Linked DNA regions of Mus musculus: region 2 is linked to region 1. A link is a loop called in an ENCODE intact Hi-C map of the cell type or tissue named here. Cell type or tissue: left cerebral cortex. All regions are shown on one strand.

What was found. Hi-C counts contacts between places; a loop is a spot of excess contacts. Peaks named below come from ENCODE experiments on the same cell type or tissue, not always from the same donor. Only the 100,000 strongest peaks of a DNase experiment are listed, where the experiment ranks them.
Region 2: it touches region 1 in a loop (10-fold over the local background); 9 of 42 quality-filtered maps call a loop at or near these places.

The regions. Positions count from the first base shown.
Region 1 is chr6:113,818,539-113,826,538 of GRCm38, forward strand. The region is part of intron 2 of Atp2b2 (ATPase, Ca++ transporting, plasma membrane 2); the gene reads right to left. Among named protein-coding and RNA genes, the nearest start is that of Atp2b2, 69 kb to the right of the region's middle. In left cerebral cortex, a CTCF peak has its summit at 4,069 (motif pointing right); DNase peaks (open chromatin) are centred at 4,083, 4,541 and 4,709; H3K27ac peaks cover 715 bases.
Region 2 is chr6:114,072,922-114,080,921 of GRCm38, forward strand. No RefSeq gene overlaps it. Among named protein-coding and RNA genes, the nearest start is that of Gm36023, 17 kb to the right of the region's middle. In left cerebral cortex, a CTCF peak has its summit at 3,885; DNase peaks (open chromatin) are centred at 2,290 and 3,819; H3K27ac peaks cover 267 bases.

The sequences.
Region 1 (8,000 bases):
GTTCTGGTTGTGGCTCCTGGACCAGGGGCAGCACAGACAGCCAGGGAGGCTCTTGTCCTGCACCTGTCAGTGGGGTTCATTGATAATCCACCAGCTCTCTGCGCCTAAATAACTCCCCAGCCCCCTTCATGCACCTGACCTCTTGCCACACTGGAAGTGCCTCGTTATTCCCAGATGGACATCATGTGTCCTATCTTGCTGCATTGCTTCTCATTTGACTTCTAGACTGTAGCTGAGGTCTCCTCTTTTACTCACTGCCTCCATCCCAGCCCACCCAGCTGTGCCTGGCTGGCTTCTGACTCCCCCTGACCCTGCATACCCATTCTGAGCCCTCTACATTGTCCTTCTGTGTGCTGGATCCATCCTCACTAACACATGGATGACTAAGGACTATCAAGCCCCTCATTGAATATGAAGAGATTGGTGTGATGAGCACCAGTATTGGGCCACAGCAGTATCCTGCCCTATCTGGCCTGTGCTTCTTTATATTGTTGTTATTAATGTGTGTGATGGGGGGGGGGAGCACATGTGTGCCACAGCATGTGCTTAGAGACCAGAGGAAAACACTGTGGAGCAAGTCCTTTTCTTCCACCTTCATGTCAGCTCTGGGACTCTCTGGCTGTCAGCCTTGCGACACAGGAACCTTTGCCACTGAGCAATCTTGCCTGATCTGGCCTGTGCTCTTTCCGAGCCTCCTTGCTCCTACACAGCATGCCCTCTCTCTCACAGGGGCAGACTGCAGCCACCTTACCGTACGCCAGCCCTGGCCATGATGGGTTATGGGCTTGTGGGATGATCCTGTCATGCTCTGGGGCAAAGGTTGGTCTGAGGCCTGCCCATAGGCTGGCACAGGGGGCCTTAGCCTCATCTCACTCACCACTAAAGGCTGTGTGTCTGAGTGTCGTGAGGGCCAAGCATGAGGGGCTAGGCTCCTCCAGGTCACAGGCTATCACAGGAGAGTTAAGGTGGGTGGAGTCAGGGATGGGGTGCACCTTTCTCAAGAACGCAGCCCTTTAGTCTTTTCCTGGGAAGGCAGAAGAAGCCTAAGGCATGCTGAGGTGGGGACTTAGGATTCAGCTATTATATTTTCTGGGGACCTTGAACTCATGTTACCAGGCTTGGCGGCAAGAGCCTTTACCTGCAGTGCCAGCTGGCTGGCCCCTAGAAGGTACTGTAAGCTGGAGTTTGGGTTATGTCATAGTCCTCTGTAGAACCACCCACTGATGCATGAGGCATTCAAACTAGACAGCATCCAAGAGGCTTCAGGTGACACCTTGGGACCTAGCATGAACAGGGGACTGTGGGTGTCTGGACATGTGCCCAAGGGTGTGGTTATAATCCTGTGTTGTGGCTGTGTGTGGGACTCCATAGACTATCCCTTGCCAGAGGCTGGCCCAATGGGCAGTTCCCAGGAGCCTGCTACTAGGGACTTGCAACAATTGGCTGAAATGATGAAACAGGGTAAGACACCTGGACTGCTCCTGCTCTGTGCCCTCGGGCAGGTGGCCTTCTGTCTCTGGGCCTCATTTTCTTATGCCAGATATCTGAATGATAATAATGTTCAGAATAACACAGGACCCAGTGGTTGTCAGCTGCTAGTACTGTCATTATTAGCAACCTACATAAAATGCACCTACAGGTACGGGATCCCAACCTGGCCTCACACTGTAGCCATGGCGACATTTAAAGTGCTTTTCATGCCTGGGTTCCAATGCTGGTTTCTGGCTGAACTGGACAGAGCCATGTCTCAAGGTGGAAAGAACTCCCTGGAATCTTGCTGTGCTACTGGGGTGTGGTGGTCCTCAGACCAGAAGCCTCTCCCAAGAACTGGGGGAAATGCAAGTTCTCAGGTGTCACCTGGCCTGCTACATAGGTCACTGGGTGGCCCTGTCATCTGTGTGGTTACCAACTTCCTCAGGAGTGGGAGGCGCAGGCTCTGTGTAGACCTGTTGACCTGTAGAGGCAGGACATGTAGGGAAATGGCTGCTAGGTGACCTTGGGCCCAGGGTCCCTGGAGAAAAGATACCTGTAGGCCTTGGATCCATGGCCAGCCTGGTCCAGATCACATGGTGGTGGGTCACAGAGTCTGGACCCAAGGAACTGCCCTTTGCCCACTTCTTCAGGGTTTCCAGTTTCCATGGGTCCTGCCTGACTACTTGGAGGGTCTAAGCAGCTTCCAGGTTCACAGCCTCCAGGAGGCTACAGTTGATGCAGAAAGTGCATGTGGCTGAGAACTTGACCGACCCAGACATGGGGCTGAGGCAGCTAGCACCCCGGCAGGGAGAGAAGGGGCAGGAGGAGGGGAAAGAGGGAAGCAGTCAGGGACTCACCCTCACTCCGCTCTGAAGAGTCCCCAGACCTTCACAGCCACCCTGCTTCTGGTCCCCTGGGGCCTCTTTGAGATCACATTTGCTGCCTTCTCACCAGGCCACAGGTTCTGCTCATACATGTCATTGCTTTCTTAGTCTTGGCTCCTAGGTTCTTACCCAGGACCCCCTACTGTGCCTTCTTCCCTCAGTTGATTGTCAGTCTGGTGGGAGTTTACCACCTCCTCCTGAGAGCCTTTCTTGATTTACATAGCAGGAACAACCTAGGTTTTTTACCATTCCCTGATGCCCACCCATCACCAGTTCACACTTTACTCACACACATTGCTCACACTAGCCCTTGGGCTAGGCTTTGGCCTTGGGTGGGGACATGGTAGGGTGCATGGGTCTCAAGCCCTGATTGAGACCTGACTTTGCTGCTTCCATCTTCTCGACACTGATGTTCGGCATCCCAAAGGGGCCCCAAGAAGCCTTCCACTCTGTCTCATCTCTTTAGGGATCAGAGATGGGGATGCGGGTATCTAGGCTGCTCAGAGACACTTGAACACAGCAGAAAGCCTTGGACTTCCAGGAAGCCATGCAGGCTTGGCTTGGACTCTGGGACAACTGTACACATATGTGTCTCCCCTGTGGCTTGAATCTATCAGGGCCATGGTAGGTAGCAGGGTTAGCTGCTGTTCACTGTGCATGCCAGGCACGTGCACAGCCTGCGATCATATCCTGGTTCTTGAGGGGGGTGGGGTGGGGCATGGAGTTATCTCTTGATATTTGGCAGTCTTGTGGATCCAGAGTCTCTAGTGATTACGAATGTACTTCATGGTCACATCACTGACTGGGTTCTCTGTAGAGTCTTCTGGTGTATTTTACACACTGGGGTATGGTGGGGTTCATGGGCCTCTAACCTGACCCAGGCACAGATACTGGTCTAGTGGTTTAAATCTCTTCCTGTCCTTGATCTGAGCCAAGCTTAGTTACTGCCCATCTTCCACAGTAGAACTTCTATGGAGGCTATCTCTGCTCACGGCTCCAGAATGTTCTATGTGGGCAGGGAAGAGGGTTCATGGGAAGGGGGATATGAGGGTGGATAGTGGGAATCTCTGCATGATGTGAAAATATTAATTATTTATACCAAGGGACAGTTAGGCCCCTGAGTATGAGTCCTCAGATGAAACAGCTAGCAGCCACTTGGCACTTAGGATAAATAGCAAATAAGTTGTTTAGTATGAATGATGTCCTGTACAGTATTTGGGACATATGACTAGTAAATTAATTACTTGCTGTTCACCTGAAATATGAGTCATACTGATCGGCACATTGTGCCCCCAAAGTTCCTCCAGGTCTCCCTCGGATCCACTGTGCATGGCGCCATAGTCACTCAGTGGGGAAACTGAGGCACTCACCGTGAAAGTGGTTTTCTCTTTAAGTAGAATGCTTCAGCTGCAGAAGAGGGCTTGAACACAAGAAGGGATCTGCCCTTCCACCCTGACCCTCTCCATGCAATGCACATGTAGGGGGTGTGACCAACAGGGTAGTCGTCTCCTTCAAACAAAGCTTTGTGGGCATTTCATAATCTGTTAACCTCACAGAAGACCCTTTATTCAGCCTGTCTCCTGGTGGCTTGTCCTCTCCCCTTAGAAAAAATTAGAGGCCCAGAAGCTGTTATCAGCTTTTTTAATGGCCGCCCGGCAGGCCTTCCTCCACAGGTGGCAGGCTTCAAAACACTGTAAGCAGCACTTTCCCGATGCTCCAGGAGGGGGCGCCGTGCACAATGGACAATAGGCAGGTGGGTGCCTGTCTCTGAGATTCCATTCTCCAAAAGTGGCGCCCAAGGACAACCTGACTCTACTTGTTGAAGATAAAAAAGGGTGATTATGGTATGTCTTAGGTACACGATGAGTATGTGGAACCAGGGCAGGATACTCTTTTCTTCCTTTGAGCTCTGATGCTAGCCACACCGAATCAGCAGCAGAGCAGCCTACCTTCTGCCGACCGTGACACAGAGCTAAAGCCCAGATCATGGAGGCTCTGTGACTGCCCTTTCCATGCCTGGTAGCTTTTTGCATCAGAACCCAGTGCCTAAGTCAAAGGCAAGGATTCTGCCACTCTCTGGCAGCTCCGGAGCCAGCCTTGTGTTCTATACAGAGCCTTGGCTGTGGATGAGAGCTAACTCCAAGGCACCTGAGGGGATTTGGAGAATGTAGTCACCAGGCTTGGTGTTGCTAAATATTTGTGCTGTCAGTGTGATGTGGGTTCTTCCATTAGCATAAATAAAAGCCTTATATTTTGAGGAAAAAAAAACCCATACAAGCCTTTTAAAAAGCTACATTTATAGAAAACCGAGTTTCTGTCTTTGGAAAGTGAGTGGGCTAAAAAAACTGTAGTGCATCTAGCCAATAATATACTACATGGCAGTTCTTTAAAAATGAGCTCCGTTTATGTTCCCTCACATAGGAGTTTCTCCGAGGAAACCTGATGAGTGAGACAAGCATTAGAACACTATGTGCCGTTCGACTCCATCCGTGTAAACCAGAAAATGCTACATCCCATTGGATGCACACACCTGCAAGTATGTGCGAGATATGCAAGGACCTGACCTAAACTCACAAAGGAGGCGCTGACTCGGAAGAGGCAGTGGGACTGGCTGTGGTGATTTGCTCTGACTGGAATATGTGAATTTTAAACAGGAGAATATGTTTCATCTGAATAATTTAAGATTTAATTATGAAAATGAAGGGTTTTTTCCCCCTATACAACTTTTAGATGAAATGGACCTGGAGACCGTATCGCTGGGTTAATATTTTAGCCTTATTTGTGAGCTGTGTGTTCCTGATTGGATTATTTCAGCTCTGTCATGGCATGGCTAGGATAGTGCCTAGGTCATGGGCATGAAGATGCAAACAAGGTATGGCAAGCCAGGGACACAGTAGGTACTCAGCAGATGACCCTATCATCTCTCCTTCCCCCTTGTGTCTTGTCTATAGCTCTCTTTCAGGACCATCCCTACCTCTTTTTTTTTTTTTTTTTTTTTTTTTTTTTTTTTTTTTTTGGGACAGGGGAACAGGGTCTCACTATGTAGACTAGGCTGACCTTGAACTCTCAAAAGACTTGCTTGCTTCTGCCTCCTGAGTGCTGGGATTAAAGGTGTGTGCCACCATTATGCCAGGGTATACCAGGCTATCTTCATCCTCTTAACCCCACTGCATACACCTAGCAAAACTCTATCCAAAGAAAAAAGTATCCCTGGCCAGATGATTCCTGCCTGACTCCCACGGTCAGGTCATCATCATTGCTGTCCCTTGGGTAGCTTCAGTAATTGGTCTCTGCTCCCATCCTCGGTCTGCATCTTCAGAGTGTATGGAAGGTGCACTGTGTTTGTGTTAAATCCTTATCTGTTACATGCTGGTGGTTCCTATCACATACAGTTAAAAGTCACAATCCTTACTACGACCCAATCCCTGGTCCCTGCTGTCCTCTGGTGTCTCACTGCCCCATCTCCACCTTTATGCTCCGGTGACGCTTGCTGGTCTCTTTCCTGAGGCTTCGGCACAGTGTAGGCCTCAGGACCTTAGCATGTGGTGCTCCCTAGCTGGGAATGCCCTCTTTTCTTTTTTCTTTCTCTTTTTTCTTTTTTCTTTTTGGTTTTTCGAGACAGGGTTTCTCTGTGTAGCCCTGGCTGTCCTGGAACTCACTTTGTAGACCAGGCTGGCCTCGAACTCAGAAATCCGCCTGCCTCTGCCTCCCAAGTGCTGGGATTACAGGCGTGTGCCACCACCGCCTGGCTTGGTGGATTCCCTTTCTAATGCTATTCTTGCCCCAAGAATCTCTTCCATTCCCATAGTCAACAATCCAAGTGCTTTTCTTCTACCTGGCTCCCATGTCAGCTGTCATCTTCACGAGCACATGGACAGAGTGGCCTGTTTTGTTCTGAACTACAGTAGATGCTTAGTAAGCACATGGCCTTTCCTAGACATGCATGTCGAGGAAGAACCAGAGGGAAGAGGCAATGCTTGTCTGCAGATTGGCCTTTTCTCCAAGGTGGATGTTTTTGTGAAATGGATTCAAATTTTGGGGGGGGGACACTTGGGGTCTCCTCTGGTCATCCCCTCTGTGCCAGAGCTCGCTCTCAGTGGCTTTGTGTTCTCGCTAACAAGCAGGGTAGGAGAGGCTCCAGGCACACCCCCAGGGTTGTGGAGACCAGGGGCAGGCTTGCTGTGCACATGTGCACTGAACACCCGAGCCTTGACCAGGAAGCCTTGTGACCTCTCCATCCTGAGGCTGCTCCTGGGAGAACTCCAGGATACCGGGTTCTTCTTGTTCTTACAGATGGCAGCTTAAAGACCAGGCTAGGAGGCATGCTGTAGCAATGGATGCACTTTCACAATGTAAGAGTTCTGAGGACCTTAGGGGGATGCCTGGGAGATGCAGGGAGCCAGGTGTGAAGGCAACTGAGTGTGACCAGCTGAGAGTGAGTCCCTGTGGAGTGTGCTGTAGAAGCTGCATCTGTTCCTCGTCTCCTGGGGTGGGGGTGGGGCTCCTAGGTTCACAGTCCTCATGAGGACTTGTGGGTCAGGCAGGTAGAGGAGTCAGATCTGACCCATGGCTGGCCCACACCGTGACAATGATCATAGCATTCCCACTGTTTATCCTACATGGCTCATGGCTTGCCTGTGACCTCATTTTGTGAACTGTTTCAAAAATGGAGAAACTGAGGCATGAAGCTATAAAGACACCCTCCTTTGGGTTTAAAGTCCAGGCTCTAATCCCTGGCACCAATCCATGAACACGAATTTAGGCCTTTCTGGCTGGATAAAATGTCATGAGGGAGGTCGCGAAAGAATGGGGGTTTTCCACGTTCTGAGTGAAGACCCTGAGTGGGCATGGTGACACACACCAGCAAATCCCAGCACTTGGTATGCTGAGGCAGGAGGACTGCCAAGTGATTTTTGGGCTAGCCTGGGCTACGCAGTGAGTTCGAGGACAGTGTGAACTAAATAGCACAATCAGAGAGAAAGAGATAGACAGAGAGTCAGGAAGACAAATCACTAATGTGCCTGGATGGGCAGCCTGAGTTGTTCAAAGCATCATATCACCACCTTTGTTATTTCATATTGTTTTTCTTCAGACAGGCCTCCTGCAGCCCAGGCTAGCTTTGAACTTGATAAGTAGCTGAGGATGACCTTGAATTTCTGACTCTCCTGTTTCCATCTCTCAAGTGCCGGGATCACAAGTGTGCACCCCACACCTTGTTTATTTGTTTCTGAAGACTGACCTCAGGGCTTTGTGCACACTAGGCAAGTACCTTACAGTGAGCCACATCCTCAGATTGCCAATGCTGCTGCTTTGAGAGGCAACTTCTTTGAACCCTGCAAGCCCCCTTTCACCATGGCTACAGGCTCTGGGGCGGGGGGTGGGGAGAGGGCTCAAATTAGAACCCGGGCTCTGCCATCTTCAAATTGTATGGTCTTCAACAACTTACAGTACTGTGGGCATTGGTTTCCTGGTGTGTAAATGCTGACTTCCAAAGCTGAGGCAGGGGCACCATCAAAGAGTATGCAGAATGTCCTTAGAATGTCCTTGCAGGGTAATGTCTCCCCAGTGACCACCTCTTCTCTTGCTCACTTACCAAGCTGTGACTGTGCTCTTAGCTATAAGGGTATCATCACTTGACAGTGA
Region 2 (8,000 bases), 250 kb after region 1:
CCACAAATGTTTCCTACTATGGACAAAGTCTCAGTTTACTTTGGTTGTAACAGAACAGCCTAGACAGGGTAATTTATAAACAGTGAAGGTTTATCTGGCTCAGGGTTTTGGAGGCTGAAGCCCAGGAGCCTGGCGAGAAAGGCAAGTGAGGGTGTAAAGCATTGAGGCAGGAAGTCACCACTGCAGTTACAGTGACAATTTAGTCACAGAGCAGAACCCTCCGTCAGGGCCGTCACTTCTTAGCGATGCTACCCCACCTCTTGATCCTGTTCCTGTGGCAACTGAGTTTTAAAATGGGGTTGGCAGGGACATTCATAAAAGAGCGGCCACTCCACTCCCTTCAGGGGAGGTGGCTGTGTTTGGGAGCCAGAACTTCCCTAAGCTATGAAGCAGGTAAATGCAGACCTGGTTGTCCTAAGGATGAGGATCGTCCCGTGACTCTCGTACCCCAAGGGTTCATGCTCAACTGCCGTGTCATATGTCACCTCCTTTCCCAATACCTGGCCCAATAATGTCTGCAGCTGCACTTCCACAGCCCAGATGTAGTTTGGTTTTGATGAATGTCTAGGATCTTCCTGTCATACGTACAAGCCTGAGCGGCCCCTGAGCTGCCCCTGGAGGTGGTGGTGAACATGGGGACCTCATCTGACCTGGAGAAGTAGAGCGGCTCTGTGACCCCACTTCCTCCACACCAAGAGTGTACTGGCCCCTCCCACTTCCCCCACACCCAATGTGCACCTCCAGCCCTGTGTGTCATCCCTTCCATTTCCTCTGAGTTAGCTCCTCTCTATCTGACCACCTTCACTGCCTTCAACAGCCCAAGGCTCCTTCATCCTTTTATCCTGCAAACCCACACCCTTCCTAAGAGCAGGGACTCTGTTGCCCATGTTCCCAGAGTCCAGAACAGAATCTGGGCTGGAGAGATGGATCAGTGGTTAAGAGCATGTGTTGTTCTTGCACAGAACTTGAATTTATCAGCATCCACTTTAGATAGCTTGCAACCAGAGAATCTTACATTGTCTTTTGGCCTTAGAGGGCAGTTCCACACACATGTGCAAGCACACACACATACATGTAGATATAAATTAGATTTAATTCTAAAACATAATAGAGCAGAGTACCTGAGATTGGATCATTTATTAAAACAAAACAAAACAAACAATCCCATCCCTTTACCTGGTAGTTTTGGAAGATGGGGTCCCAGGTAATGGGGCTGCAAAGGACAGGAGCCTTCTGCAAGGTCCATAGGTGACAGAGCACTGCTTGGTGAGGAAGCAAGAGTGCCTGACAGGGCTCACTCTCTTAAGAAAGCCATTCCTGAATGGCCCACAAGCCTGTTAGTACTCCACGAGGGCAGAGCCCCCAGGACCCATTAATCTTCCAGAGGCTTCCCCTCCAAACAGCATGACTGTGTGACCTTCCAAGACATGACAAACACTCAAGTCATATAACAGGAGCTTGGCAAATGTTTGCTGAGTGAGTTAGTTCACCCTCTGGCCCTGACCTCACCTCATCCTGCCCCTTTTCCATCTCCTTCTCCTCACCTACCTGAGTGCTGTCACACTGGCTGTGACTGCTGTCCTGAGATCTGCAACAGTGGTCACCTAGAGCTCCCCAGCTCCTAAAGGGAGCCCCTTGGTGACAGAAGCCCTGTTGGAGTGGCACCCCAGTCCTTGCTCTCTACTGCTGTCTTCTACAGAGTATGGCTATCATGGACATCAGACTTGGCCATGGAGTAGGTGCAAACACATGCATGTCTGGGTTGCACGTCCAGTTTCTCTGGGGAAGGGACCTGAAAATGGGCATTTCTAGAATGTTCCTAGGGCAGACTGTCACTGCTGGCCTAACAGCTGCACGAATCACTGACCTAGAAAAATACACAGCACAGGCAGGAAGAGAACTTAGTGTATCATCTCTTGAGTTTGCTGACCTCCTGCCTGCTCTCTGCAGGCTTTGGGGATGGGAGGACAGTCACCTCAGAAAGGACTCGGGTGAGAACAGCATGTGCTGAGGCCAGAGCTGTGCAGTGGGCTCTGTCAAGTGAGGAGACCCTAAGTCGTCATCCGTGTTCCCTTTGCAAATCCTGAGAAAGTTAATTATCTGACCTTGAAGCATCGGGTCGCTGACCTTCCATGGACTGGCCCCCACTTGTCCGTCTTACAAAGCACATGATAAATAGAGGCCCAGAGCGATTTCTCTGGGAGGTTTTGTGTCCGTATTTTAATAACCGTTGAGCAGCGCCATGGGAGCCAATTACAAAACTAGGACAGTTCCCCCTCCCACCCTGAGCCACTCAGTGCCTATCTCTGAGAAGTTGTGGGTGGCTAACACTGACAGGTCCGGAAGGGCTCTGACACAGTTTCCCCAAGCAGGTGCAGTGGGAACAATTTGAAACTTTGTTCCAATAAGGCAGAAGTCATGGTGTCCCTGAATCCTGCCCTCCTCTTTAACCAGCTTCCCTGGCTAAAACTGAGTTTCTCTTGGAGTCAAAACATGGCAAGGGGGTGGGATTGGAGGCACCAGCACTGGTAATTTCCACTTCTGTCACCATGCCACCATCCCTGCTCTCTCTGGAGACCCAGGGTGGGATCTATGCTGTCCTGCTGTGCAGGGCCTGAGGTTAAAGTTTGGGAAAGCGCTCTGTCTATGAACTTCTTGGGAATGGTCTCGGCTTCTGGATTTCTTTCCCCACAATGTGAAGGTCCCCATTCTAGATGTGTAACTCCACCCCTCCTCAGAGGCCTGGATCCTGCTGAAATCAAGATGCGGCATCTCTGGTGACCAGATATAGAGTCACCACTAATCCCAACACTAGGTCACTCATGGAATTTTGAGACTGTGGGTCCAGTGACTGCCAGTATTCTGACATGCTGGCTGTACATTATTTCAAATGGCTCTCTCAGAAAGGCTGGTCCAGCCTTGGACTTTGCCAACCATTGTGTCTTTAGAGCTAGGTTCATAGAGCATGCTCAATATACAGTGAATGAATGAATGTTCCTTGTTATGGCAGAAGCATGTTACCTAGCTGGGAACTTTGGCTCCTATCCTGCTGACCACTGTAGGGAAGTGGCTACTGGCCACTTTTCTATGTCAGAATGACTCACCTGGAAGGAAATTACCCTGTTCAAGGCCATACAATGATGGGATCTGGGCTGGGGGCGGGGGGGGGGTCTGTGTTCAGGCCTGTGGGGATGGTTATCCGCTGACAGCTCAGACTCAGATCACTGCAGAGAGCAGGAACCTTGGAAGACATGATCTATGGTGACAGAGTACGCTAGGCAGGCTCGACTTGGAGGTCAGGCAGCATGGGGTGTCTATTGAGAGAGACCTACATCAGTGTCCTTAGAGGGAGAGGGGAGTCCGGGAAATGGTCCTAGGCTGACCTTGGGGAAGGACTAGAAGAAAATGCTTAGTTTCCAGGGCTGGGGAGGGGCCCTGACAGACTGGGCAGAGCCAGCCAGGAAGGGCAATCTTCAATGACCCCCACCAGAATTTATGAGGCAGGTGGCTGCCTTGGTCCTGCTGCTTGGATAGGTTCATCAGGGCTGATGTAAGGAATGAATGAAGATGTCCTGCACTAAGGTGCAGGTCTACTGTGTGGTTAGTGTCTGGTCAGGGGAAGAACAGATGTGACAGGACCCCAAGGGATAAAGTGCATCTGCCTATTGCACAGAGCATTCTGGAAAGCCGTGGGCACCCTGACTCTAGTGGGCTCCCAGGGCTGAGACAAGGGTGGGTGGCAAATCTGCATTCCAGGCTGACTGGGGTCACTCCGGGACAGCGGAGGTTGTGGGAAAATAGAGGCACTTAGCCAGCAGTGCCTCCTCCACACTGCAGGGACTTGGTGTCCTTAAAACCAGGACAAGCCTGCCACCCAGTGCTGTCCTGGATCATAACAGCAGCCTGCAGTGTGGCTGCCACCCTGTGCCTGGCCTGAGAGTGCAGCTACACACTGAAGACTCTGATGACCTAGGGTTACCAACCATTCTCTCCCCAAAGCATGTTTTTACCCCAGTTCACCACTCCAATAGCCCAGAGCCATTCTACAGAAGAAAGGCAGGCATTCAGCCTGGTCCTTCCACTCCTGGAGGCAGTGGCGTTTGCATTAGGTATGGTGTGCCTGGCCATATTTTAAGGTGTTATTCTTATGGTTACTGTATGTTCTGGAATGTTGTATAATGTACAACTTGTTAAAGTCTCTATCTTTTGTTGTTTTGTTTTTGTTCTTGAGACAGATAAACAGCCTGGGCTGGCCTTAAACTTACAATCCTGTGTCAGCTTTCCACATGCTGGGATTAAAGGTATGCCTGGCTTATTCATATATATGTATATATTCAGATATGATGTATGTCATTTATATTCCACAGTAATAGCTAATCATAAAAATATGATAAACATGGCCATGTCTTACATAACAATGTTTCTATATAGGGGACCACCCATGTGTCAGCGCCTCTGTGACATTGTATCACACCTAATGACATCATACACATTTTAGTTTGCACATGTATATTCCTGGATGTTTTCATAACCTATGTCTTAAACGTAGTTATTACTATCACCAGGCCATGTGACTGCGATTAAGACAAAATCTTCACACAGACCCATGACCAAGGAACCCCACCTCACAGATGGCATTTCTGAGATGCAGAAAGGTTGATCCTTGGTCGTGGGTCAGAGTTAGGATCTGCATTTGGGTCCCAGGAAGACAGGAGTCCCTGGGGTCCAGTTCCCTAGCTGCTCTGTCACAGATATGCCCTGTCTTCAGAAGGCCTCTGAAAGAGCCCCGAGAGAGGAGAGTCAGATTTCCCCCACGTAGTCACAGTTTACAAGGAATCCCCTGGACTCAGAGTTACAGTTGGGTGTGAGTCACCAAACTTGTTCTGATATTGAACCCAGGTCCTCTGCAAGAGCAGCAAGTGCATCTAACCACTGAGCCATCCCTCCAGCCCCCTTGACTCTCTCATCGGTAAACCTCTGCTATCCTCTGGCTCCCATTGCTGTGGTTTGGATCTGCCCTGCCCTCCTGTGTGTTAAAGGCCTGGTTCCCAGTCTGGGGGCTACTGGAAGGAGGTGGGACTCTTAACAGGTGGGGCTAGGAGGGAAACAGATCTCTGAGCATGTGCCTGTGGAGGGGCCTGAGGGACACTGGTTCCCCCACTTCTTTTACTTCCCAAGCAGGATGTGAACTATTTAACTTCCTGTATAGAACACTCCCATCATTGCCACCTGGAGCCCTCAAATGAGGCCTGAATGCCATAGAGGTGCCTGGCACAGACTGAGGCCCCCATAACCATGGGCCAACCATGGACCACGTCTTTCTTCATAAGTCAACATCTTAGCCCATGTCATGATGAAGTAAGAGTCCAATATATTCACCCTCAGGATGACTCCCAGATTTCTAAAGCTCCATCTCATTGAAAGTCCTTGTAAGTGGATCTAAAAGTGCTTTGTGCATTGATGCTTGATTGGACGAATTGTGGGCAGGTGGACCAAGCCAAGAGGCCAGAGGGGCAAGTGGAAAGAAGAGAGCAAGAGAGGGAGGAGGGAGAGAGGACAGGGAGAAGAGAGAAGGAAAGGAGGGGGAGGAGGAAAATGAAGGAGGGAGATGGAAGGGGAGAGGAGGGAACTGGTGCTCATGGAACACCTGACCTAGGACCCTCAGCACTGCCTGTGGGTGGCCATCATTTCTGTAACTTGAAGCATGAGGTGACAAGGACTCCTCCTGCACCAACCAGCTGGAAAGTGACATAGCCAAGATTTAAAGGGAGCTTAAATCCTTGCTTCTCAGTGTGGAGTCCCCTGTTTTTCCTCAGTCCCTGGAGGAGGCCAGATGACCATGCCTAGCTCCTGGGCTCCTGTCCAGTGAGGCCTATGTAATCAGACACCTGGCTCAGCCTGGGCCATGCCTGCCTGCCATTCACTGGGGTCACAGACAACTTCCTTTAAGACATGAGATGTTGTGTTTGTGGTGCCCCTGCCCCTGCTCAGCTCTGTGACCCTGTCTGTGCCTGTGGCTAAATCTCTCTGGGTTTCAGTTTTCTCATCTGTGAAATAGGCTCATGTCTTGCAAGGCTCCAGAAGGCAGCGGAATACCCTAAGGCATGTGCACACATTTGCAAAACTGCAGACAGCACTCGGGCCAGCAGCCTCTGAACCATGCTGTAAGGGGGGTAGGGGCAGGGAGGGCTGAGCGCTCCGTCACTGGACTTGACAATCAAAACCAGTTCTGACCACAGCTGACTTTTCTGTAAACCCAGAAGTGGAGAAGAGGGAATACACTCCCATTATCATTAAAATATCAGCACTTGGCTGAGGGGATGGCTCAGTCAGTAAAGCCGGGGCCTGAGGTCAATCCTCAGCGCCCATGTAAAGACAGGAGCAGGGAAGTAGAGATAGGCAACCCCTGGGCCCAGCTGGGCACCAGCCTTGCCTAAGTAGCAAGTTCCAGGCCAGTGGGAGATTCTCTGTCAAAAAATGAGGTGGGCAGTATTCCTGGTGAACAACCCAAGATTGATATCTGTCCTCTACATATATACAGACATGTGGACTAGCACACACATATTTGCGTGCGCATGTGCACACACACACACACACACACACACACACACACACACACACACCAGCTTTCATGGAGGCTAAACATGTCTAGGGCCTTGTTTTATAAGTCATAGAGTCTGTGGTCACCAGATCTGTTACCTTCTATATCTGCCCCTCCCCCATACTGATGGGGACAAAAGGTGACTTGACATTAAAAAAAAAAAAAAAATCAGCCGAGCAATCTAGGACCCTTATCCTGAGGAGCAAAGACCTCATTAACACAGTCAGACTCCTAAGAAAAGTTAATTGAAGTGAACAAAATCTCAGAGAATTTAGCTCTCCTTTTGAGAGACTATTTTTGGCCAAACTGAGACAGAAAGACAAAGAAAGCACACCCAACTACAGAGAAACTAATTTGGAAGCCGTAATGGAGGACAAGCGGCTAGATTTCCTCAGAACCCTGGAGACACGATTAGTTAAGAAATAATTAGGCGCTTGCTGTCCTTGGGGTAACAGAAGCTAAAAACGAAGTGGAGAGACATTGAGAGTCACCAGAAAGGTCGCCGGTTGCTCTCGATAATGTCTCCTTCCCAGATTTGAAGATTTAAGAATTATTTTGCCAAAGACTCATAAAGGCTCCAACAACTGGTCAGAAGAACTTGGAGTGGGAGGAGCTGCAGGAGTTCTAGAGGAGTTCCCTGGGACAATCCAGGGGTCTTGGACCTCCAGAGAGCAGGCAGTACCTGTGTTTGGTGGCATGAGCCATGCCCCCTGCTGAGAGTAGAGCCTCCTTATCATTGGGCCTGGTTGAGTGGTTTCTGTACAGGCCTGAAGAGTGAACAGTTTCCTACAATTGCAGAGTGACTGACAGTATGTAGTTGAGGGGGTGTGGTCCTGGTCAAATAAAACTTTATACAAACAAGGGTGCCACAGCTTTCTCTCTGCTCCTAAAACGTCCCCTGGCTCGTCCTATCTTGCAAGCCTACTTGCAAGCCCCTGGTTTTAGGAGAACCAGGGAAAGCTGAGGAGTGAGCTTCAGACATGACTTTAGTCAATGCTGCCTAAAACGTTCATTGACAGCCTCTTCAACCAACAGTGCTGGGAAAAGTGGGCATTCGTGGGCAAAAGGAGGAAACTAGATCCCAGCCTCTTACCCTGTACAAAAATCAATCCAAATGAATCAAAGGCCTGAATGTGAGACCTGGAACTCTGAAACTACTCCAGGGCAGCGTGGAAAAGACACTGTAAAATGTACGCAGAGGCAAGGACCTTCTGAAGACCTTAAGAGGTCAGGGAACAAGAGCCAGAATTGACTGTAGGATTGCATGAAACCAAAGACAAAGGAAAACCACAGTACAGCAAAGCACTGAGTGATGGCAGAGCCTGCAGAGTAGAAGACTCTTTGCTAGCTGTGCACCCAAAGGGATTAGTATCCTAGTACATAAAGAACTCAAAAGACC